Linked DNA regions of Mus musculus: regions 2 and 3 are each linked to region 1. The links are chromatin loops, found by intact Hi-C in ENCODE. Cell type or tissue: left cerebral cortex. All regions are shown on one strand.

The links. Hi-C counts contacts between places; a loop is a spot of excess contacts. Peaks named below come from ENCODE experiments on the same cell type or tissue, not always from the same donor. Only the 100,000 strongest peaks of a DNase experiment are listed, where the experiment ranks them.
Region 2: a loop joins it to region 1, with 2.9 times the contacts of the local background. A loop is called at or near these places in 3 of 42 quality-filtered maps.
Region 3: a loop joins it to region 1, with 3 times the contacts of the local background. A loop is called at or near these places in 11 of 42 quality-filtered maps.

The regions. Positions count from the first base shown.
Region 1 is chr10:42,276,665-42,284,664 of GRCm38, reverse strand. Foxo3 (forkhead box O3) reads left to right here and starts at 7,970. Exons shown (of 4, transcript NM_001376967.1): 1 at 7,970-8,000. In left cerebral cortex, a CTCF peak has its summit at 4,830; DNase peaks (open chromatin) are centred at 6,533, 6,909 and 7,997; H3K4me3 peaks cover 2,288 bases; H3K27ac peaks cover 2,274 bases.
Region 2 is chr10:41,504,868-41,512,867 of GRCm38, reverse strand. It overlaps Ppil6 (peptidylprolyl isomerase (cyclophilin)-like 6), which reads right to left. Exons shown (of 8, transcript NM_028430.1): 7 at 5,309-5,444. Among named protein-coding and RNA genes, the nearest start is that of Cd164, 11 kb to the left of the region's middle. In left cerebral cortex, CTCF peaks have their summits at 3,521 and 7,175 (motif pointing right); DNase peaks (open chromatin) are centred at 3,534 and 7,201.
Region 3 is chr10:41,804,988-41,812,987 of GRCm38, reverse strand. Cep57l1 (centrosomal protein 57-like 1) reads left to right here and starts at 3,120. Exons shown (of 11, transcript NM_001243074.1): 1 at 3,120-3,200; 2 at 3,325-3,415. The coding sequence starts at 3,341. It overlaps Sesn1 (sestrin 1), which reads right to left and starts at 2,414. Exons shown (of 10, transcript NM_001162908.1): 1 at 1,688-2,414. The coding sequence starts at 1,966. In left cerebral cortex, CTCF peaks have their summits at 2,231 and 3,115; DNase peaks (open chromatin) are centred at 1,882, 2,535, 3,075 and 3,291; H3K4me3 peaks cover 3,935 bases; H3K27ac peaks cover 2,171 bases.

The sequences.
Region 1 (8,000 bases):
TATAGCCCTGGCTGTCCTGGAACTCACTTTGTAGACCAGGCTGGCCTCGAACTCAGAAATCCACCTGCCTCTGCCTCCCAAGTGCTGGGATTAAAGGCGTGCGCCACCACGCCCGGCTTAAGCATTCTTTTAAGGTACGATGAGCACATTCAATTATTCCCTGCCCCTGAGGGTTATAGGAAATACTACGAACAAGATGAATGCCCATCATCTTACAAAAGCTAACAAAAGTATTGGAAGTATAAGCAGGGCCATTATCAGTTTTTAATTCTTTGGGTTGACCCCAAGCACCCCATGCTTCAAAGCAGTGAGCTATGACATGATGGGCCTTTTCTCCAGTGTGCAAAGAAGCAAAAATGACTCCAGAGGCAGTATCAATTGAAACATGAACAAACAGTAATTTTCCAAATTTGGCAAAATGAGTAACATCCATCTGCCAAACATGTAGGGGGAGTAACCCTTGTGGGTTAACTCCAAAGGAGGGTTGAGGTAATAAAGGAGCGCAGGCCCGACAGGCCTTGACAATCTCCCTGGCCTCTGCTCGGGTGATCCCAAAGCGAGAGGCTAATGTTTTAGAATTTACATGAAATTTAGAATGAAAATCACGAGCAAGGTCGAGGGCAGGACATGCCAGAAATACAGCAGCTTGTGCTGCCTTATCCACTGTGTCATTACCCTCAGCCAATGGACCTGGTAACCCAGAATGAGCTCGGATATGCTGAACAAAGAAGGGGGAGGATCTATACGATAGCAAATTTTGTAGTTTACTTAATAAATCCCCAATGCTGGACCTAAGATTCACCCTACCAACCACCTCCAAGATAGCAAGAGCATTAACCACATATTGACTATCTGATATTAAATTAAAGGATTCAGAATACAATTCAAAAACTTTAATCACAATCTGTAATTCTATAACTTGCAGTGAGGCAGGGGAGAATTGTAAAACTATAGGCACAGAGCCTTGAACTAAATAGGCTCCGCATCCTGACTTTGATCCATCTGTAAAAATTAGAGGAGCCCTTTCAATGGTACTCGAGAGGTAATCACAGGAAAAATTACCGGGTGAGCTCTACACAACTGTAAAATAGGATCTTTGGGAAAATGATTATCTATCTTGCCTAAAAAAACTGCATCTTAAAACTGCCCAGTCATCTACAGTGGCAGACAACACTTCATCTTGTCTACTATCATATGGTACAATAATTTTATCAGGAGGGGTGCCAAAATGCTGCACACATTGCTGTAAACCCAGCAATGCCAACTGGGCAACCGAGGCAGGATAATAGGATAACACTTTGGTGGGGGAAATTTTAGGATGGATCCATAATAAAGGAGCGCCCTGCCAGAGGACTCCAGTAGGTTGATTTTCTGATGGCAAAATACACAATGATATAGGAAGATCAACCTCTCTCCTCTTTAAAGCAGCAATTTGAATAGCCTTCTCTACTAACTTTAAGGCTTCCCTTCCTTCTTCTGTAAGAACTCTCTCTGAATCCAGGGCTGTCGCTCCTGGCAAGATGTCATAAAGAGATTGCAATTGCTTATTTGTTAGACCCAGATAAGGCCTAACCCATTGAATATCTCCTAGCAACTTTTGAAAATCATTTAAAGTCCTTAGATGATCAGTTCTAATTTGAATATTCTGTGGAGTTATATATATTTCTGTTATTTTGCTTCCTAAATAATGGATGACCTTGCCCTTCTGCACCTTTTCAGGGGCTACTGTAAGCCTTCTCTTTTGTAGCTGTTGTATTATATGCCAAACCCAGCATTTCCTCCGTCGGTGCTGCCAGAAGGACATCATCCATATAATGATAACATTTTATTCTGGGGAATTCCTGTCTAACCTCATATAAGGCTGCATCTACATATAGCTGACACCTAGTGGGATTATTGGCCATGCCCTGGGGCAAAACAACCCACTCAAACCTCTTATCTGGTTCTTCATGATTTATAGAAGGCAAAGTAAATGCAAATCTTACTGCATCTTGTTCATGCAAGGGGATGGAAAAGAAGCAATCTTTAATATCTAAAACTATCACTGGCCATGCTTTTGGAAGCACTGATGGTAAGGGCAAACCTCTTTGAATAGGTCCCATAATGACCATTTGTTTATTAATCTCTCTAAGATCATGTAACAACCTCCATTTCCCTGATTTTTTCTTAATGACAAATATCGGGGTATTCCAAAGGGAAGTAGAGGGGCAAATATGGCCCATCTGTAACTGTTCTTGAACTAATTCTTTAGCAGCCTATAATTTCTCTGAGGGAAAGGCCACTGAGGAACCCATTATGGATCCTCAGTCTTCCATGGGGATGACCTCCTCAGTGGCCCCTAGGAAAAACCCAGTCCAGCACGACCTTTCTTCGAACTCACAGGAATAGGGGACTTCCCACCCTGCAATCGAGGCCCTAATTTCTCCCAACTAGGCCCTGTAAGATGCCCTGACACAGGGAACCATGGAGCCACCTGATCAACCACCTTTAGAAAGTTTTCTAACGTCTCCTTTTTCAGCCCGATTCCTTTTACTTTCAACAAATCCTTTAATGCCTGGCGAACGGACTGTCCTGATGTTGTGTTACCCATAACTGTTTTATCTTAATGGTCCCTAACCGGGAACCTTATTGTCTCTAACCGAGAACTTGAATCATCCCACTTACCTGGGAACTTTCCAGCAGGCTTGACTTGCTGTACCTTTGGGGGTGTAAACAGCCCCCAGTGTCCATCCAAACAGCACAACTACCTGGATGAAGTGCAAAGTACAACACCCGTCACAACACAATGTCAGGTACATGTTGAGGGATTAAGCAAACATCCAGAGACCAGTGAAGATGCACAGATGAGGGATGGACAGGAGGCCTGACAGAGTGTAGAAGCCACTGTCACTAGATCTTCCGCTATTTCAAGAGCTATACATCTATATTTCAGGTAAACCTCTTTTCTTTAAAACGCTGGCAACAACATTAGAAATCACACGAGAGAGCTGCAAAGCAGCCACAAGGGCAGATCTGCAGACAGCCCGCAGCTCTGGGCTGCCTGTGGAAGTGCTGGGGACCTGTGGCTCCACTGGCTGGCTCTGACTCCCTTTGTCACAGCCAAGTGGCTTGTGTGTAGCTCCTCTCCTCTGCAGCGGCTGAGGAAACAGAGCAAGGCTGAGAGTCACACACCTGTTGTGGGCATGGACATGCTCTGAACCTGATTCTGAGGCTGTCACTCACCGTGGGACCTGAAGCAATGTCCTTTAGAATGAGAGGGATGGTCTCTGCCCTGGCACTATGTTTCAGAGAGAAACTCAGATGGTTCGTGGATGGACCTGCCTCCTCCAGTGGAATCAGGTAGATGCCCTGTCTTCCTGCTTGAAAGGAGCCAATCACTACAGGGAGTGAACACGGGAATATGTGACAGAGTGGTTCCTATGTTAGGGTCTCCAGCATTCCTGCCTTTGACTTGCCTGGCAAATGTTGGAAAAAACCTTCAAAGCCACTCTGTCCTCAGTGTGATACACATACACACCACACACACACACATACACACACACATACCTATATCTATATATCAATCACAATCCTTTTATGGTGGGCATGTGGAGGTCAGAGGACAATGTGTGGAAATCATTTATCTTTCTTCCTTTTTTTTGGTTTTGTTTTGGTTTTTTGAGGCAGGGTTTCTCTGTATAGCCCTGGCTATTCTGGAACTCACTCTATAGACCAGACTGGTTCTAAACTCACAGTGATCCACCTGCTTCCGCCTCCTGAATGCAGAAATGAAAGGCATGCACCATCAGAACTGACTCAGTTTCCTTTCATCATATCGTCTAAGGGACCAAAGGCCACCAGACTTGCCAGAAATCACGGTTCTAGGCTGAGCCATCTCCTTACCCCATCTTCATGTATGATACCTCTTCAGTAAGTAATTCTAACCCTAATGCTTTCAATCTATAACGCTACTTGACCCAATCTGGGACTGGGTCTCCAGGGCCGAAAATCCCTCCAAAGTCAAGAGCTGGTAATGAAGGAGTCAGGCTGAGTTCAAGAGCTTGGACTCTTAATTTTCTTATCACCAAATGCTCCTAATGCCACAGCAGAACTCATCTCTATTTAGCATCCTCTCATTTATGCCAATGGTGTTGGGGCTCCAGGTCCTCTTAGATCCATGCTTGTCTTCCAAATGATCTGCAGGCAGTCACTGCAGTTAGAAGATTTCCAGGGCATGTTAACAGGGCATGCCTGTGACAGCAAATGAGAAACAAGAGCAGGAGGAGGCAGGCTGGAGAGATGGCTCAGTGAGTATGAGAGCACTGACTGAGTTCCATTCCCAGCAACCACATGGAGGCTCACAACCATCTGTGATGGGATCCGATGCCCTCTTCTGGGGTGTATGAAGACAGCTACACTGTACTCGTATAAATAAAATAAATCTTTTTAAAAGAAGCCAACCTGAGTTACAAAACAGAGAAGTATTAAAAAAAAAAAGAAGAAGAAGAAGACAGGAGAAGGCAGAGATTCTCTCGGGGAACAAGTGAGGACAAAAGTCCATCCGGAATGACATCCCACAGGACACTCACGCTGAGTGCTGCTACACAATGTTTAAGGAAGAAATCCCACTATGACCCGTTTGCTGAGAGAAGAGAGGGCAGGGCTGGGGAGCAGCCATATGCCTTCCGGTTGGGAGCTCTCTCCTTTTTAGCTGGGTCACATATTTGTTGGGAAAACAGAAGCCAACTCAGAAGAAAAGGAAGGAAGCACTTTCTGGTGTGCAGCATGCTGAGCACCAAGGATTTTGGCTGTGGGGTTGGAGTGGAGCACCACCGCCTGCCTACAGGGAGCACTGTGCTAAGTTTACCACAGTGGTTCCTAAGGAGGCTGAGCCTGTACCCCTTCCTAGCCCCGTTGCAGCTTTTATTCACCTTACTCAAGTTAAAGTTTTAAAATATTGTTCCTTTAGTACCTGGATTACATAAAAATGGATAATCACCACCTTAAATCATTCAAAGGAAAAAAAATACATATAAAACGTTGTCAGTAAGAGGTGGGGGAAGTTTTGATGATTTTTTTTTTTAAACTTTAGCTGGACATGGTGCCACATATCTGTCATCTCCACTCAGGAGGTAAGGTCAGAAATTCAAGGCTGACTTTAGTTACATAGTTCAAGGGCAGCCTAGATTACATGAGACCCACCCAGTCTTAACAATAAAAAAAGAAGTCTACCTTAAAGATAATGCAGGCATTCGACTGGGCCAACACCCACTATCTGTCCCTACCTTCAGGGTCAGAATGCTCTCAGTGAATCCACAAACTCTTCTAAAGTCCCAAATTTCTGCATGCTCTTAGGATACACTGTACTCAAATGGGACGAACTGCTTAGACTTACAGATATATGGATTTCTTTCATAGCACACACACACTCGTATACATATATAGATGTATATATATACACATATATGTATACATATATATGTACACACATATATTTATATATACACACGTGTATCTAGACATATATATGTATACACGCATATATGTATATGGTATATATATATGTACATATATACATATATATATATATATTTGGTGTTTTAAAAACAGTGAGTGAAGTCTTTGGCGTTTGCGTTGCACATTGCAAAGTATCAGTGAGCTGGCCTTCTGGATCTGGGCACAGAGCCTAACACCAGATTCCAGGTAATAAACCCTAACCTCTCTGCACAAATCCCCACTCATTTGAGGCACAGGCAATCGAAGCTGAATTTGTGACCCCACATCACCATCTATATTGCCAGGCTGTAAATCAAAATCAAGTTCTGGGCTTATTTAGTGGATCAGACTGGAAAGGACAGAGGCGGGTCCTAAGGTAGCATAGCAACCCTAAAAGGCAGAATTCCTTTCTTCAGCTCCACTTTCCGAAGACAAGCCGAGGTGATGGAAATATATTTATTCGTAAATGGGCCGAGCCATGCAGCCCGAAAACCTGCACCAAAGGACTGGGGATATTTGTAGCAAGGTCACAGACCACGCAGGGTGTTAAGTGTCCACCTTGTGGTCCAGGTGTGTGCACCGGTGTGTATCTAAAGCAGTTGCTTTGTTCTGGTGAAGGCAGGAGCCCCAAGAGCACGCAAAGGAGGCAGCGTTTCTCGGTCTGCGCCCTTGGTCTCTGCAGCTGCTTGGGCAGCGCGAGAATCTCGCCGTCCAGATGCGTGGTCCGGACTTCTGGGCTATGCGGGAAGCGGGTTACGGGCCAGCCTGGCTTCCTTGCAAACAGCGCCCGGGGAGGCCGCGGCAGCGCGGGCCTCGCCGCGTCCCTCCGCCGACGCGGGCGGCCCCACGCGCCAGCCGTTCAGCCAGCCCCACATTCCATCTCAAAAATAACACACACGTGTGCTGGTAAACAAGCGCGCCAGCCGCCGGGGCTGCGCGTCCCGGGCGAGCCCGTGCAACGCGCCCCCTCCTCCCGCACGTGCCGCCGGGCTCCGCCCACGGGCTTTGCGCAACCAGGCTCCGCCCCTCCCGTCTCGCCAGGGCCCTGGGGTCCTAGAGCCCGCCGTGCTAGCAAGCTGGCCTCGCCGAGGTTCTCAAAGTTTCTCGCCCTGATAGAGCGTGCGGCTCAGATCCGCTCCCTACCTCCTTTCCCTCCTCCCTGCACAGTCCTCCTCTAGTCCTCCCGCTGTCTGCGCGGCGAAGGCTGCCACTCAGCGCGCCTTCGCTCTCCCTCCCCTCTGTCCTTGCAATTTTACTCGATTGTTTATTATTTGCTGGGGGCGGGGGCGAAGAGGAGCGAGAGGCGTCTGGAGCCCAGAGACTGGCGGCGGCGGCCAGTCAGCGCTCGGCGTGGCTTGACGAGGAAGCCGCGCAGCGAATGGCGATGCGGCGCAGGGCTCCGGGGTCACGCGCGTGTAGAGACAATGACATCATCTGTTTGTACGCGTCGAACTAGCTTGGTGCAGGGGCGGGGGCCTCACGTCACTTGAGTGACGGATCACGCGTAAAGCCTGGAGGCCGGAGTTCCGGGGTGGGCGGCCTCTGCAGGCTCTTTTAGGCTGGCTCTTTTGGGGTATTGGGTTGTTGCGGAGCCCAGACTTTAGCTGCAGAGACCGAGAGGGTTTTGTTTGGAAAGATACGTATGAACCAGAATGCATGGTAGACTTTTGGTATGCATGTCGCGTGTGGCGCAGAAAAGCACACAGTACGGCCGGGAGGCACGGATCGTGGGATAAGGGATTGTGAAGGTGCGATCTGAAGTCTATAGACTTAGAAAAGTCAAGCACGTAATCAGCTGCTTTAGCATAAGAAAACTGTTGCCCGCTTCCAGTTAGCTATCTTCTGCTCCTGCGTTCAGGACTGGGGCGCACTGCACTTTTCTTCCTGAGTTGCACTTTTCCCACTTAGCCTTAAAATCCGTGAAAAGCGAAGCACGACTGTCGCCGGGTGTCCCAGGTGAGGGTCCAGTGACACACCTTTCGGCGCGATCTTCGCCGGCCAGTGTTTCCACGCCCAGGTAACCCTTGTCACCTGCGGCTGCCGGCTTAACCCGGGTGTTCCCTGGTGTCAGGTTCTAATAAGGAACCCGATACTGGGGCGGGCTCCGACCCCACGCACCCACGGGCAGGCCACGGGCCCACGAGCCAAACGCAGGGCCCAAGGCTGAGAGCGCGGGGCGGCGCGCAGTGGTGTGTTGTCTGACCTGGCCTCCCGTCCCGGGCCAGCGTGGCCGCTGAGGTCCCCAGGAGAGCGCGGGACCCCAACCGGGAGGGCTGCGGAGCCGGCCGAGTCCCGACCCGCGCGCGCCCGCCCCCATTCCCGCAGCCCCGCGCAGGCGCGAGGGCGCACACACGCGCACTCCCACACGCACGCACAGCAGCCCTCCCGGCCCCCGCCCCAGCCCTCCCCCTGGGCGGGGACCCGCCCCGCCGTCATCCTAGGTTGAGGCTCCCTGTGAGTGGCTATAACTTTGTGCTGCTGCCGCGGCCGCCCTGCTCGTGGAAGGGAGGAGGAGGAATGTGGAA
Region 2 (8,000 bases), 770 kb after region 1:
TATTTATTTCTTTTTGTTAACTTCTGGTTCTTCCTTGAGGACAGAGGTATACTTTTGCTTAAAGTCTGGCACCTACTAGGCACCTCAACCACCACCCACTGGGAACGGGAATAAGGGCTCAAGCCCATGCTAGTCTGGGCCTCTGCAGATACTTGCTGGCCTTGAGCTAGAACCCTTGAGTGATGCTAGACTTTTAATGTCTTCCACTAGAAGACAGTGGCATGAAAACTGTGGAGATGGCTCACTTGGTGAAGTGCCTACACACAAACATGAGGGCCTAGGCTAGGAGCCCTAATAATGCTTACATACAAGTCAGATATAGCAGACATGTGTATAACCCCAGAGTTGGGTTGGTGATGGAAGAGACAGGCCGACTGATCCCTGCAGTTCTTTGGCCAGCCAGTTGACGCCACACCGGTGAGCTCCAGGGTCTATGAGTGTCTCTAAAAGTAGGTGCATGCATCTAATACAGCTAAGCCTTTCAGGTTCGTGCTGGGATGCTGGAGATGGCCCCCAGGGCCTCATGTATACATGCAAGCACTCAGCCACCTAGGCTGCATCCCCCGTGCCAGGGGGTATTTTTTTATTTATCCCACGCTGTTGAGGTTGTCCTTTTACTTTCTTGATGGTGTCCTTTGATGCACAAGGTTTTAATGTTGTTGCAGTCCCAATTCACCTATTTTTTTTTCTTGCATTGTTCATATCTTTGGTGTCAAATTGCAGAATCAATGCAAAATCCAAGTCGTCCAACTTTCTCTTTATTAACTTTAGATACCTATGTGGGTTTGTGCACATGTGTGTACCCAGGGAATCTTGGAAGCCAGAAGCATCAGATCTCACTGGCCCTAAAGTTAGACCATCTAACTCAGGTCCTCTGCAAGAGCAGTACAGCTAGCTCTTAACTGCTGAGCCATCTTCCCAGCCCCCTGACTAACATTACCTTTTAGTCCATTGATATCACCACACTTAAAGTGAACTTCTCATAGGGATATGTTGGTTCTGCAACTCATTACCTATTAACTGGATGTTTAGATCAATTTAATTAAAAAATTAAAAATATGGTGGAGACAGGAAGCCACATGCACATTCAGACACAAGCAAGTGCATCAACACACGTGCACATAGCTACACAAACATAAACTTGTAACACATATATGCAAAACCAAACAAAAACCCATACAAACAAACCTATCAGAATAAGGCATGGAGACAGGCCTAGACACAGACTAGTGTCTTCTGCCATTGCCTGGGTTGGATCAGTAGCAGACAGGAGTGGGGACAGGTTCTATTATATAAACCCTGACAGATGTGACCAGTGCCAACCATGAGCACACATGTATCCTCTTCATCTGCATCTGGGCTTCATTTTGTCACCCCAATTGGAAGCCCCAACACAGGTTGCTGTTTAAATGCTCCCTCCAAGGGGGGCGGTTTGAGAGGTGACCGGATCATTAGGGATCTGCCCTCATGAACGGCCCGTGGTTTTCACAGGACTGAGTTAGTTATCTCCATGTTATGACAGTCTACAAGCCTTCCCCGGATGCCCAGAACCATGCTCTTAGACTGCCCAGTCTGTGGAGCTGTGACAGCAAGAGGAGATGGGTGAAGACGAACGTCAACACAAGTCCATGTGAGCAGAAGATAAATGCAGATTCACTGTCTAATGAGGGAAGGCAGGAAGCCTTTTTCCAATCAGGTCTCACACAGTCTGAATGTGCCCCTCTACTGGGATGAGGATTGGGGTACAAGATATGCAAGACCAAGTCGCTGCTTTAAGTTGTTCACAATGTGCCAGAGGCTCAAGAAGCCACAATCTGCCACAATCTAGGACCTAATCCTTGAACAGGATTTCATCAGACTGAAGGGAGACAGAAAGGAACAAGATGAGCGAAGCCCAGGGACTGTTCGAGGGTGGTGACATTAGGGACTGACTTCAGCTCAGGTACCAATCAGACTGCTTCTAGATGTACATCCAGCCCTGAGCTGCTTAAACATCTCTTCCCTAGTTTCCCCACACCTGGCTTAGGTACTAATCTTAAATGCAACTTAGCCAGCCTCAACTGATCTCTTGTAAATCCTCCTCTTGTGGCACTCATGGTGGATGATACCATCTCCTTATTATCCAGTTCTGAAACCCTAGGAGTTATTATAGACCTAGCAGTGACAATAGGTGAGTATCAAAATGTATTTAGAACTGGGGATTTAAAAGATGGTTCAGTAGTTACGAGCACTTGCTCTTGCACAGACCCAGAGTTCAGTGCTCTCTCCCACTGGAAGGCTCACAACCACCTCTAAGTCTCCAGCCAGGAATCCAATGCTCTCTTCTGGCATCAGCATGCACAGCATCTCTCTCTCTCAAATAAGTATGTTTTCTTAGTCGCTCTGGTCACATTTCACGTGTTCAGTGGCCATGGGTGTCTGATACCTGCTGCTGAACAGGGCAGTGGAGACTATAAATTGCCATCATTTCAGAAAGTACAACACTGGTCCAGACCCTGCTATGCCCTCACCTTCAACATCTTTAGTCATCAAACTCCATGACTGTAACCTGAATATCATTGGCATTTGCTCCCTCCCTCCCAGCTTGCCTGAACTGCTTGTGCTATAGATAAGAGTTTCATCTGTACCTCTCATGACTTAGACCTTCCTAACTGGACTCGATACACTCTCATTCTCTTCCTGTCTACTCTTGACTTCTACAGAAATCTTCTCAATGAGCCACTCAAGTTGCTCAGAATTTATAAGTCTTCCATAGTTCCTCGTCATCTTTGGAAAAAGTCCACACCCTGAAGCATGCATAGCACCTACAGCCCAATAGACCTTGTTTATCCCATTTCTCCAGTCTATCTCTATTCTCCCTTAGGCTTCACATTCTAGCTAGCCCAGCTGAGCTGTAGGCATGCTTGTTTCTTGTTCTTTAGGGCATTGTAAGCACTCCTTATTCATTCTAAAAATTGATTTGATTCACTGTAATTTCTTCTTCCTCTGTGTGGCTAATGTTCTTCTTCACTTTAGCTCACATAGCTTTTCCTGTCCCTTCCCACCTACAACCCTCTGGGACTGGACCCCAGCATCATTTCCAACTCACTCTTCCCGACACTTCTACCCTGTGTATGCATGGAGATCTTACAAGCTTACAGTTTTAATTCTTTCCCCATGAGGGACCCTGGGCAAGGCCATGCTGTGGGTTGCTGCACTGTCTCCTGGTAGGCAGTCCTAACGTCATCTCACTAGAGGACTTGCCTTGGATAGGCAAGAAACTTCCGTTCTCCAGGCCTTGCTAACCACACGCGGGCTTCCAGAAGCTGAAATGTTAGATCCCAGGGAAGCAGTAGCTTCCCTGGGCAGGAAGGTATATTTCATCCACCTCCAACAAGACTAGTTGCCTAGTTTGTTATTACTTTTCTCCAGCTACCTCTGTGTTCTGTGGGGTCCTGGGGAGATATTCCAACCTGACTGAAACTACTGTTTCCAGAGTTCAGGGGCAAGGTCAGCTGAAACAATAAAAGGGACACACTGCCTCCCTGAGGCCAAGAGTGGCGATGACAGTAAATGGGTTCTTCCCCAAGGACAGTCAAGGAATCTTTCCACAGAAGGATCAGAAGGATTGATGTTGGCTTGTACTCTGGAACTTGGGGATGTAATCTTAACCCACTTCAAGCCTTCCAAATAGAGCAGATGCAGCCCTGCGCTTTCTTTGCTTCTTTGCTTTTGGTGGGGTTCTTTCTGTGGGGTCTAATGTCTCTGAGAGTCAGGCCTGTGTCTTGTCACTCTAACCATCAGTAACAGCAGATGGCAGGTAGCCCATAAGACTCTTACTGAATGAATCACGAATATAGCAAAACTGATGGCTGAGAAAGGGTGTGGGGCATGAGGGTCAGTGAGGAGTGCCGTACTGGCTGTCCGCTGTGCATGCCTGCAGGGGCCGGTGGTAATGGGCACATTGCAGTTTTATGGGGTCCCATTTGTGTCTGGGAAAGGCGGCTGTAATGGGGTAGAGGGGTGAGGGACATCGGCAAGATGAAAGAGGATGTTTAAATGATCCGAGAAGAGTTAAAGTTATTTGCATATAAAATTAATTCAAGCATGCATTTTCAACACATGCCTTTAGGACATGCACTGGGGAGGCAGAGGCAGGAGGATCTGTAAGTGTGAGGCCAACCTGGTCTGCAGAGTGAGTTCCTGGACAGCCAGGGCTACATAATAAGGGTCTCTTGTGAGACCCTGTCCAAAAAAAAAAAAAGCCAAAAAACATACACACACACACACACACACACACACACACACAGAGAGAGAGAGAGAGAGAGAGAGAGAGAGAGAGAGAGAGAGAGAGAGAGAATTCTAAAACCAGAATACTTGATTGGTGTGAGAGAAATGGAAAACAACTCATTATTTTAAGTTCTGAGTCTATGAATGAAAAGTCATCTAATTAAAGCTACCTCTGGAAGCTTTTGGAAGAACATTAATTTCCTACTCTTTCCACAGAAAGCATTAAATTAAAGGCCTATTCAGTTGAAGTGGACAGTGATATGAAAGTCATTCATGAATTGCAGAAATGATCCACAGCACCACGGGAAAGACAGGCTGCTTGCGTCCTCGTGGGCCCAGCAGAGAACAGAACACAGGGGACATGGAAAGTCTATCCATTACCCACGGTGGCCCACAGCCTAATGGGCTTCTTACTAATAGTCCAGTAATTATTATAGATACATGGGTAGGTAGATACATATAGAAAGACAGATAGATGAGTAGACAGATCATTACCAAAGCTGTGTTTAATTCCTGTATTTAAAAATTTGTGTGTGTCTGTGTGTGTGTGTGTGTGTGTGTATATGTGTGTGTGTATGTGTGTGTGTGTATGTGTGTGTGTGTATGTGTGTGTGTGTATGTGTGTGTGTGTATGTGTGTGTGTGTGTGTGTGTGTGTGTGTGTGTGTGTGTGTGTGTATGTGTGTGTGTATGATTCATGTGCGTGGTGTGTATACCATGGTACGTGTGCTGAAATCAGAGGACAATTTTTATGAAGTTGGATCTCCTTCTACCTTTATGTGAGTTCTGGGAATTGAACTCACATATCATCAGAATTGTGCAGCAAGCATCTTTACCCACTGAGCCATCTTGCCAGTCCTAGTTTCTGTATTTTATGGATAACAAGGTGGTTATAACTCTTTATTGCTAAATGTGTCTATTATTTTTGCTTTTAACCCTATCTTTGGCTAATCATAGACTATGTACAATAATCATGCAAATATTTTGGGCAACATTTTATATGTATGACTATAATACAGAAAAACCTGTCATATACATACCCAAAAGCCACATATTTTTTATCCAAGTAGGGAGCTGCCTGTAGTGTGATGTAGAATTGTGACCCATTGGTGTGATGGCCCTTATTGACCATTCCAAGAACTCCCCTCTTATTGTGAGGAATCGAGAAGTTTTCATCTAGGAAAGAATAATCAGCAGGTCACTGAAGAATCTGTATTGTTTACAACAATTACAGTGTGTAAGGAACAAAGAAAGCCTTGGTAACAGGCGCTGTCACGCGCCAAGCTGTAAACATCCCTATTAGTTTAAATTACTTTCAAATATTTAAGTAAACTTTTCTAAAGCTGTAAACTCTTACTAGAACTACTACTTGAACATTTAGCTCATTTGTGCTTACACAGCTTAAAAACTACTGTTCTTGGCATACGCGAAGCTCACAGTAAATGGCAACAGAGTGCCTGGGTTGTTCAGCAGTGCAGCTTCGTTCAGACAACTGATGTGAGCAGCATGAGCCTTTCTGAAATCCATCACGGGTCTGGCCCGCCTGCAGCTCTTACACAGAGCTCTGTCACAGCCCTTAAATACAGTGGAGTCACCAGTCTCTACAGTTTACACGGTGCTTCCTGTCCTCTGTGAGCAGGACCCCCGTCCCATTACTGTCTCAGGCGTGCTCCTCCATATTTATGATAAAGAAAGCAGTCTGTGCTTATTGCCTCTCATACTCAAGGCCACTTTCACCTCCAGCCTCCTGTGGGTTGGCTTTTGAGGGATGGATGGCTTGGGGTGTATACGTGCAGATGTGTAAAGTTACCCGGGAAAAGAACAGAGCTGCCGAGGAGGCTACCATTTTTAGAAGTCTCGTCCCCAGATTTGTTACTGTGATAATTAACCTCATTGCCAAATTGACAGGATTTTCAATCACCTTGAAAATGCAGCTCGGGGAGTGTCCAGGAGACGTTTCCAGAAAGGTTTAACTGAACAGGGAGTAGTCACTCTCAAGGCGACAGCACTGGCGGGCTGAGCATCAAATTTACCTCTCTGCTACTGCCACGCCTTCCCTGCCATGCTGGACCACACCTCCCAGCTGTGAGCCAAACAAGCCCTGCCTCCCCTCCCCTAAATGCTTTGGTCAGATAGCTCGGCACAGAAACATGGCTAACAGCCTCCAAGTTCAGATGTACTAAATCAAGTGGGGCACGACAAAGTCGTTATCCACTGACTACAAGGTTCTGACTTGGTGATTTAGCTCAGCGGTCAGGTACCTAACCTGGAATGTAGAAGGTGGTGGGTTCAATGCTAGCTTAGTTAGTTAACACATAGCTACCTAGATAGCTGGGCCTCAAACTAAGGAAGAAAGATTACAATTCCAAGGCCTGCCTGACTCACAGAACTCTTCACAGACCCACCTCTACAAACAGTAGTTTTCAAGGCAAAGCCTATAGTTATTATAGTAGTTATGTAGTTACATAAAACTGTATGCAGAGGCCAGAGGTTGAGGCAAGTGAGAACCCTCACTATATATACTGAGGTAGGTAACTCAGTGAACCCAGAGCTCACTGATTGGGTAAGCCTAGCTGTCCAGCTTGCCCTGACAATCCCTTGTCTCTGCCTTCTTAGTGCTAAATCAGAGAAAGGCTGCCAAGACAGTCCAGCTTTTATGAGGGTTGCTAGGGATCTGAGATCTGGTCCTTGAGTGCCTTACTCATCCAGCCGTCTCTTGTGCTTTAATATGCCACTGATGAAACTTAAGGACAAGGGATGGAGAGATGGCTCAGCGGTAAAGAACACCGACTGCTCTTCCAGAGGTCCTGAATTCAATTCCCAGCAACCACATGGTGGCTCACAACCATCTGTAAAGGGATCTGATGCCCTTTTCTGGTCTGATTTTGTGTGTATGTCTGATATCCACAAAGGCCACAAGAGGGCATTAGATCCCCTGAGCTGGAGCTCCAGGCACTTGTGCTGGGATGCAATCCAAGGCTGTCTGTAAGAGCAGCCCGTGCTTGTAGCACCAAACCATCTCTCCACCCCTGATACTTTCTGTAAAAGGATGTAAAATAGTCTCTCTCTCTCTCTCTCTCTCTCTCTCTCTCTCTCTCTGTGTGTGTGTGTGTGAGAGAGAGAGAGAGAGAGAGAGAGAGAGAGAGAGAGTATGCTTTCTGTAAAGGATTTAAAATATGTGTGTCTGTATATGTGTGCATATGTGCCACACAAGGCATGTAAAGGTCAGAGGACAACATTTTGGAACTGGCCTCTCCTTCTAGCATGGGTTCTAGGGGCTGAACACAGCTAGCCTGGGCTGCACAGTGAGCACTATTACTGCTATGCCATCTCACCAGCCCCAGTAAGGAGATTTCTTTGGACTACATCACACTGTAATGGAACTGACTATAGCTGAATGCAGGGGCTTGCCCCACCCCTTGGTAGTGCAGCCTTTCAATAGATCAACAGAGGCACAGAATTTCTGCTGTCTTTGTCTTTGTGATGTTCAGAGGGGCCAATGCAACAAAGGCCCACACCTATGTCTCTCCGTGGTCAGAAGGAGCTGCTATTCTACTGTAGTATTTCTTTCTCACTTATTAACTATGGTGAGGTGGGGAGGGAGAGGGAGGGAGGGAAAGGGGGGAGAGGGGGGAGGGGGGAGAGGGGGGAGGGGGGAGAGGGGGGAGGGGGGAGAGGGGGGGAAAGGGGGGAGGGGAGGGGGGAGAGGGGGAGGGGGAGGGAGGAGGGGAG
Region 3 (8,000 bases), 470 kb after region 1:
ACCCGGTGTCCTTTTGCAGAACAAATCCAGCTTGAGATATACTTTACATAGTCTACTGCACTTGTGAAAGAGGAGAGGTGCATTCACTAGATAGGACTCTGGCACTTTGCATGCCATTTCATCTCACAAAAGCTCTGCATTCTTATCCTGATTTTATAAGACGTGAAAATCGAACACAAGGAAAGGCAAGGAACTTGCCTAAGGTCATTTAGTACATTAATAAGGACGCACTTGAACCCAGGTCTGACTCTAGTGCATTGCCTTAGCACTTCCCAGAGCTCGGATACTTTATCTTCAGTATAACTCTTAACAAGTTATATTATTTAGTCTCCCACTCAGAGACCAAGGTGAAGTAGAGTCACACCAAGAGGAAGGGCGACTCCCCTGAAACACTAGATGAGAAGCCTACAAACTTCCCGGTCACCTACTTACATACAACCCACAACAATGTTGGATGTGCACAATGATGACTCCACTACTTAAGAAAAATTCCCATAGTGGCTATGCAGAGGTCTAGAGAAATAGTTCCTTATGTCCAAGGGACAGAATGCACATACACTGAGAATTAGCTCCTTCCTGTAAAACGAATTATTACTGATTCTAGAGTATCTGTAAAAATATTTGAAGATAATTATTTTATGGCTATGATTGCACCTCTTTTATCTAAGTCACTAAAGAAAGCTGTCATCACTTAATACACAGTCAGTGAGCATTCTTCATATGTATAAACATTTCTCCTGCTTCTCCAAATTTTAACACACCTTCTAATACAACAGAATAAAGTGACTGTAGAAAAATGGCAGGACATTATAGAATTTTAAACCTTACTGCACTCACAATTTAATAGGTTTGCACATGAAAAGAGGAAAGAAACAATTCAAGGAAAACAGAAAATAACTGAGCAGCCAAGTATTTTCACCAAATGCCTTACCTGGACCCAACTTTTCTTTCTTTTTCTCCCCACAACCCCCTCCCTGCAACCCTAAGGCAGGGCCTTGCCATGTAGCCATGTATGGACCTAGTACTCATTGCTCGCCAGGCTGGTCTCGAACTCCTGGTGGCATTATTCCTCAGCTTCCTGGGAGTATGGAGAGTAAGCTACTGAACGCCCAACTCTGGGTCCAACTTTTCCACCTGGACAAGAGTTACCTTCTTTATGACTTAGGCTGTTTTTTATTATTGTTTTCTAGTTCTGTTTTAGGATGCTTTTAGAAAATGAAATCCTGTCTTTGTTAAAGAGCCAGAAAAAAATTATCCTGCCAGTTACTCTGAACAAATAGGAAATATTTCATGCAACTCCTCATTTTTGAGGCTTTCAGTGTGAAACTTTCCACACCATAACAATGTGAAAAGCGCACTGGCTACACTTGGCAACAAACAGAAAAAAAATGACAAAGACTGGATTTTAATTAACCAGACCTTTCATATATATTATATTCCACAGACAATGCCATTTCTACCCAAAAACACCATAAAAACAATTCCTGTTCATCTATTTTTGAAAACCGTTTTTAGTTTAGCCTGTTCCATTTGGGCCCAACATTGAACGTTTTACAGAACCCTCTAATGCCTAGTGATGTCATTATTAACAGCTAACCAGTTAGACTACCCCCATGGAAGCAAAAGCGACGGGAATAACTAAGTCAAATCACATCGGCTAGTTAAGTCACTCTAAAACTGCTCTTACCTCGACGCTCTTCAGAATGAGCCCGCTTCTCTCTCGCACATCTTTAAAGGGACATCTCTTAGAGAGCATAAGCAGATGAGCAAGAAGTTTATTCATCCCATCCAAAGAAACCGCGTTTGAAAGTCCGTCTGAAGGTCGGGAAAGTGTCTCTTTCGCTGAACGAAGGTATTCGGTTTTTCTCAAAACGATCTGCCTAATGTTTTCCAGTGCTGTCTCTCTAGTAGTCGTGTCTCTGCTGCACAGTCCCTCCCATCTCGCTTCATTCTCTCCTTCAGCCATGACAATCAAGAGCTTTTTCTTTTTCAGCGTTTAGTCAGTTACCTTTCAGCATTCCCCCAAAGCAGCCCGTCGTTTGTTTGTTTTTTAAACAAAAAACAAAAACAACGAGAAACGCTAAGAATAAAGTCAGAGAAATCCAGCCGTCGTGAAAGCAGGCGTCTGGATGGCACTGGGAATCACACGTGCTTTTTAAAGTTGATGCTTTCAAATCGATCCACAAGGCGGATCACCCAGGCACCCTCTCCTACACGAGGGCAGTCTTCTGACAGAGATTGAAAAGAACAAACTTGGAAAGTTGCAATCTCACAGAGCTGGTTAGCTGGACACAGAGTCCCGGGGAAGTGTTCTCTGTGTCGCAGGGTCAGCGGATATCCTCACGTTGTGGAGCTGTCAAATCCGTGCTTGGTCCCAAAAGGCTGGTAAACAGTAGAAGGTTCTCCAGCCATTCGATTTTTTGTCTGTGCAGCGGCTGGTTCTCGACCGTTCCCACCCCGCCCTCCTCCGACACCAGTCTCCGCCCCCCTCGGCTCCTCCTAGCGCCGCGGCAGGGCAGCGGGCGGGTGCTGGCGGGGTAGGCGGTAGACCCTGGCCCTTAGCTGCTGGGGCCCGAGGCTCCGGTGCTCCGGGGGAGCAGTGTCCGCCAATCACAGTGTCAGCGGCGACTAAGGGCGGCGTCCCCAACCCTGCCGGTTCTTGTCCCCCGGGGTACGCCGATGCTCCTCTTACTCCTCTGTCCTCGCCCACCTCCGCCAAGCCAGAGGGCACCCCGCAATCCAGCAGTCATCGAGCCCAGGGCTGCACGGCTGAAGCAAAGGGCCCCAGGCACAGAGCCCGCCCCTTCGCCCAGCCCCGTCGGTGGGGATCGGCCCAGAGGGCGGGAGCAGGGAGGGGAGACGGGGTCCTCACCCCCAGCCCCTCCCCTGTCCCCGCCCGGGACCGCCGGGAGCCGCCCCTGCCCCATGCCTGCCTCTCCGCCCAGGCACACGCGACCCGCAAAGACAGCCATTGGAAGCAGCCCCGCCCTCGGGCAGAGTACCTCCGGACCCCGAGTCCAGCGCGCCACTGACTAAGACCGGCTGCTGCGCATGCGCGACGCCGGCCAGGGCGCATGCGCTTTCCGCGGTGTTGTCCTTTCTCGACGTTTGGAGGCGCTGGTTTGAAGAAGGGGAAAGAAAAGTAAGGAGTACAGATGCCCGGAGATGTTTATCGAACAAGAAAAGCCGAACAAATAAAGGTGCTCTATAGTATTCCAAGTAGAAATGGGATAGAATTATGAGTGACAGCCAAGCAGGCAGGGCTTTGCGTTGGCTTTTGGGAAATGTAGTTGTAATGCTAACTACGCGCTCTGTTTGCGACAGAAACTACAATTCCCAGATGCCACCGCGACACTTGTCTTTGCCCGCGAACCAACGGTTCTGGAGGCCGTGGTTAACTGGGAGCGTCCATCTGGTAAGCGTGGTAGGCTTGGTTGTGACCCGTTCAGTGAAAAAAAATTTTTTTTTTCCCCTCGGAAACTCTGGTGCCGACGCCATCTGGGATTGCTTCCTTTCCGTCGTGGCTTGCCGGGAGAGAAATAGTGCAGGTGCTCAACACCTTTGGTTGGGTGACTGAGGCAAGGATTTGGGGATCATTGTTTGGAAGGCCAAGGAGCAGCCTTAAGACAGGCAAACTGGAAAAAAAAAAAAAAGAAAAGAAACAAAAAAGCAAAACAAAAAACCGACGCCGCTGCTTCTGCTGTCCTCTTGCACATAGGCCCGTGCTGAATGGATTAGGAATCCCTAAGCGTTGCCATTGCACCTTTGCCCTTACAGGGATCTGTTTTGTGCTGTCTTTGCTCAGTCAGATAGCATCCGAAGGGGATCTTTGAAAGCAAGTCTCTTGTGTCTGAGACTGAAAAGAACTTCAAATGTCCTTAGGTTTGGAAGGTTCTGTATGAAAAGAAGCCTATAAAAACCTCCTAAATGTGTTATCTTTGAACGATATGGTCATTTCTCTAAAGGTGTTTTTGGAAGGTTTTTAATAGACTGGTAATCGGATTCGATTTTAATCCTTTGTTTTACAAAGTAAACATAGTCATAAAATATTAATCTGGAACTAAAGAGATGGTGCAGTAGTTAAGAATTGTTCTTATACAGTACTTAAGTTCGATTCTCAGCCCCAACTTGGCAGCTCACAGCCATTCATAACTTTAGTTCCAGAGGATCTGATGACTTCTAACCTCAGTAGACACCAGGCATAAACCTGGGGCACAGGCATACATGCAAACAATACACTCATTGAAAAATCCAAAACCATAAAAATTAATGAGGCTTTTAACATGAGAAAAGTGTAACAATAACTTTTATTCTCCTGCTGTAATTGCTGTCTGGAGGCTTACTGCCTCCATCAGCTAATCTAGGCCCAATCCTGCAAGCTTCTAGCTTCTGTAAAGGCCTATAGTGTTTCCAGCTTTTGAGACTTCCTGCTGAATAAGCTCACTCTTTCTAGCTCTTTCTGAATTCTTGCTCTCTGGTTCAACTCAGCTGTTTTGGCCCAAACTCCTCTGACTGATTCAAACTGGCGTCTCTTGCTTCTGACTGAATTGCTCTGCTTGGCTTCAAACTAACTTTAGCAATGTGTTCTACTCTTCTGGCTCCTCCTTATTCTCTGGCTCAGCCTGTCATGTCTAGCTTGTTCTCTCTTCACCCTGTCTCTGTAAAACTCTCCCGGTAACACTGTCTCTTTTCCTCTCTCCCTCTGTCTGCTCCCTCCTATGTTGCCTCTCTCTCCTCTCTCATGAGAGTTGGGTAGATCCTAGTCTACTGAATCTTTTTCTGATTCATCACTTTGTTTCCCTCTCTGTTAGACTTCACTTTCAAACAAAGCTGCTTCCTTCTACAAACTTTGCCTTCATTGTTTGGGATTAAAGGTGTGTACTAAGGGTGTATCTGTGTTCTAACCAGAGTAGCTATGTTGCCGAATTAAAATCCCTCTACAGAAGAGTGAGAAAGATACCCCTCATCTTATTAGAACACTTATGTGGCCAGGCGGTGGTGGCACACGCCTTTAGTCCCAGCACTTGAGAGGCAGAGGCAGGCAGATTTCTGAGTTCGAGGCCAGTCTGGTCTACAAAGTGAGTTCCACGACAGCCAGGCCAGGGCTACACAGAGAAACCCTGTCTCGGAAACAAAACAAAACAAAACCAACCAAACAAACACTTATGTGTAAAATACAGTTGTAATACTATTTGATATTGTTGGCTAGAGGAACATTTAGCCCAGTCTTAGAAAGTCAGGGAAGTCTTCATCCCAAGGAAAATGAAGGCCAAATGAATAGCATAAGGCTTCAGTCACCAAGTGCCTTCTGTTCAGAAGGATGTCACTGAGCTTGTATTTTAAGATAGTAAATAAGTAATGTAGAGTATATAGCAAAGGAAACAATGACAGCCAGTTAGGAAGGAATGAAAGGTGCTTGGCTGTGGGAAAAAAATCTTCCTTTTCAGTGGGAGGAGGACCATTGCTGGATGGATGTGCAGGTTGCCTGCCACCTCAGGACAGCTGTTAGAAGATGAGCTTGCAGGGTGGAGTTGCCCTATTCAAAGACCTCCAATATTGAGAGGGTCTTTTAGCCTCAAAGCTGAGGGTGGGGGTTGGGTACACAGGGCTTTGCTTTTGGGAGTGGGTGACACAGACCATGGGCAGGAAGAGTCTGCACTGGGAGGGGGAGGGGTGCAGAGTTTTCTCTGCCTTGTTCTGGGTGGGCTTAATTCTCCAGAGTGTCACAGTTGACCAGCAGCCCTGGTTTTTATTTGGGGGTATGGAGTGTTTTGTTTTGTTTTGTTTTGGGTTTTATTGTAGGCTCCTCCAGTTACCTTTCTTCAAGTTAATTTATATACTTTGCATTCTTTGATGCAACAGCAGTTACTATTTGTAGCAGAACTAAAGAAAGGAAGAATTATGGAAATCAAGGGCTCTTGTGAGTTCTAAAGGTCATCCGATAACAATTTAATCATCCAGGTGGGATTAAGGATTCAAGAGGGACACAAGGTATAGGCAGAGGAGACATGGAAGGACTGGTCCAGAGGAACCTGTGCTACAGAACCACTTGAAAATGAGATTTTTGAAATTGGACCAAGTGGTACATGTCTGTCATCTTTTAACTGGGGGGTGTGAAGGCAGGAGTTTGAAGCCAGCCTGAGCAATGTATTGAGACCATGTTCCACAGGAAACAAGATAGTAAAACAAAGGAAGCATGACTTGCTGTCATGGAGAAGTGCATGTTGGTATATGGAATAGGGAAGAGGTCAGTAGATTGGCCATATGGCTTGGGATATGGAAGAGAAATGAGGAAGACTTAGCTGCAGAGACAGTGGAGGTTTCATTGTAATGTTTTGATAATGGGTGTTGGTTTTGCCAAAGGAGGGTACATTCCATGACGTTCAATGAATTTGAAGTTTTCCACAAAGTGATTCTGAAGGAGCAACCAGTGTAGAGGGAAAACCCTCAGTGTTTTCCTAGAAGCAAAATGAAGACAGAACGAGGAAGGAATGCTTAAATGCTGTTCTAGATGCAGTGGCATAAGGACTAATGGACCACTGCGGGGACTTTTAATAGAAGTTCAGAAGCCATTGAAAGGACTTGAGCCCCTGTTCCTGTCCTACCTGCTGTCCCCCGAGGTCAGACCCTCTTCTTACCCCCCCCCCCACCATCAAAGTGCTAATGTTCCTTGTTTCCAGACTGAAACTAAGTTGTTATCTGACCTGAGAAATCAGGAGAACCAGAGGGAGTGATTTCCCAAGCTCGCAATTGGGTGTGATGATCCTGTTCCCTCTGCTTTGAGGCCTTTCTTCAGTCCTTCCAGAGGGTAACAGGAAGGAATCTGGTGTTAACCAGTTACTTTCTTTTGTTCTGTCTCTCTGTCCTGACCTCTGGTGGAAGGTAACTTTGAAGAGACCAGTCTGCTCTTGTTTCTGCTGTGTTTTAGCCTCCCTAGCTGTGAAACTGACCTCTGTGGGACAACGAAAGGCTCAGCTTATTTGATGGAATGAAGTGTTGCCTCATTCCAGAGTTGAAAAAAAAAAAAAAGATTATTTAAGCTTTTGTAAATTGCAACTTTGTTGTTTGAAAGGTCACTGGCCATCTTGATAAGATCAGTTTGGGTGAAGAGTGCAAAAAAGCAGGTGGTTTTTGTTTTGTTTTGTTTTTTTTAAACCAAAGGCAATAAGTAGACACAGAATCTCTGTCCTTGTTTTCTTTGTCAAAATGAAGACTGCCTCATCTTGTCTGACTCCTCTTCCTTTGAAGATCTTAGCTCAAATATTTCTTGCTCAGAGAAGTACCCCTAATTAGAGAAACAAATAAATGTGCTCTTATTTCAGCATGTATCTTTACTGGTGTATTACAAATGCACTTTTCCGTTTTAGTTTCCCATAATGTGATTAACACCTGGGTGAAGGCAGCACACCTGAGAGCATCCAGTGCCTGGGTCTCCTCAGTCTGGCTAAAGCTCAGTACATCGCCTGGGGCCCAGTACATACCACACACATGCTTGGTGTTCAATATGTGTGTTATCCCAGCACTCTAGAAACTGGTGTAGGAGGGTCAGCAGTTCAAGACCAGCTTGAGTTACTGAGCAAGGCCTTGTCTGGGAAGTGGATGGGGGCAGGTGGGAGTGGGTGGGTGGAGGAGGTTGGGGGTGGATGGGAGGGTGAATGAGCAGGAAAACACTCGTGGTATTTTCTACTCAAAGGTACTGCTTATTGTTGATGAACAAAGCTAGGTGGTTAGTAGATGGAAGAAAGTGATGAAAGCATTTTAGAAAGCTGTAATTGTCATGAGATATTAAGACATCTGCAGAACAAACAGTTCTGTGACTTGGGTGGAATTGTGACTTAGGTGGAACTAGCATCATAAAAATACTAAGAACAGGCACATCCACAGATCTCAACTACATGATCAATTCTTCAGCTATTCTCCTTTTTCCCTTTCCTGACAACCTCTTTCAGATGTGGTTCATGGTAGGACTGATCCTCCTCGTGTGTGTAGTCCACTTACTG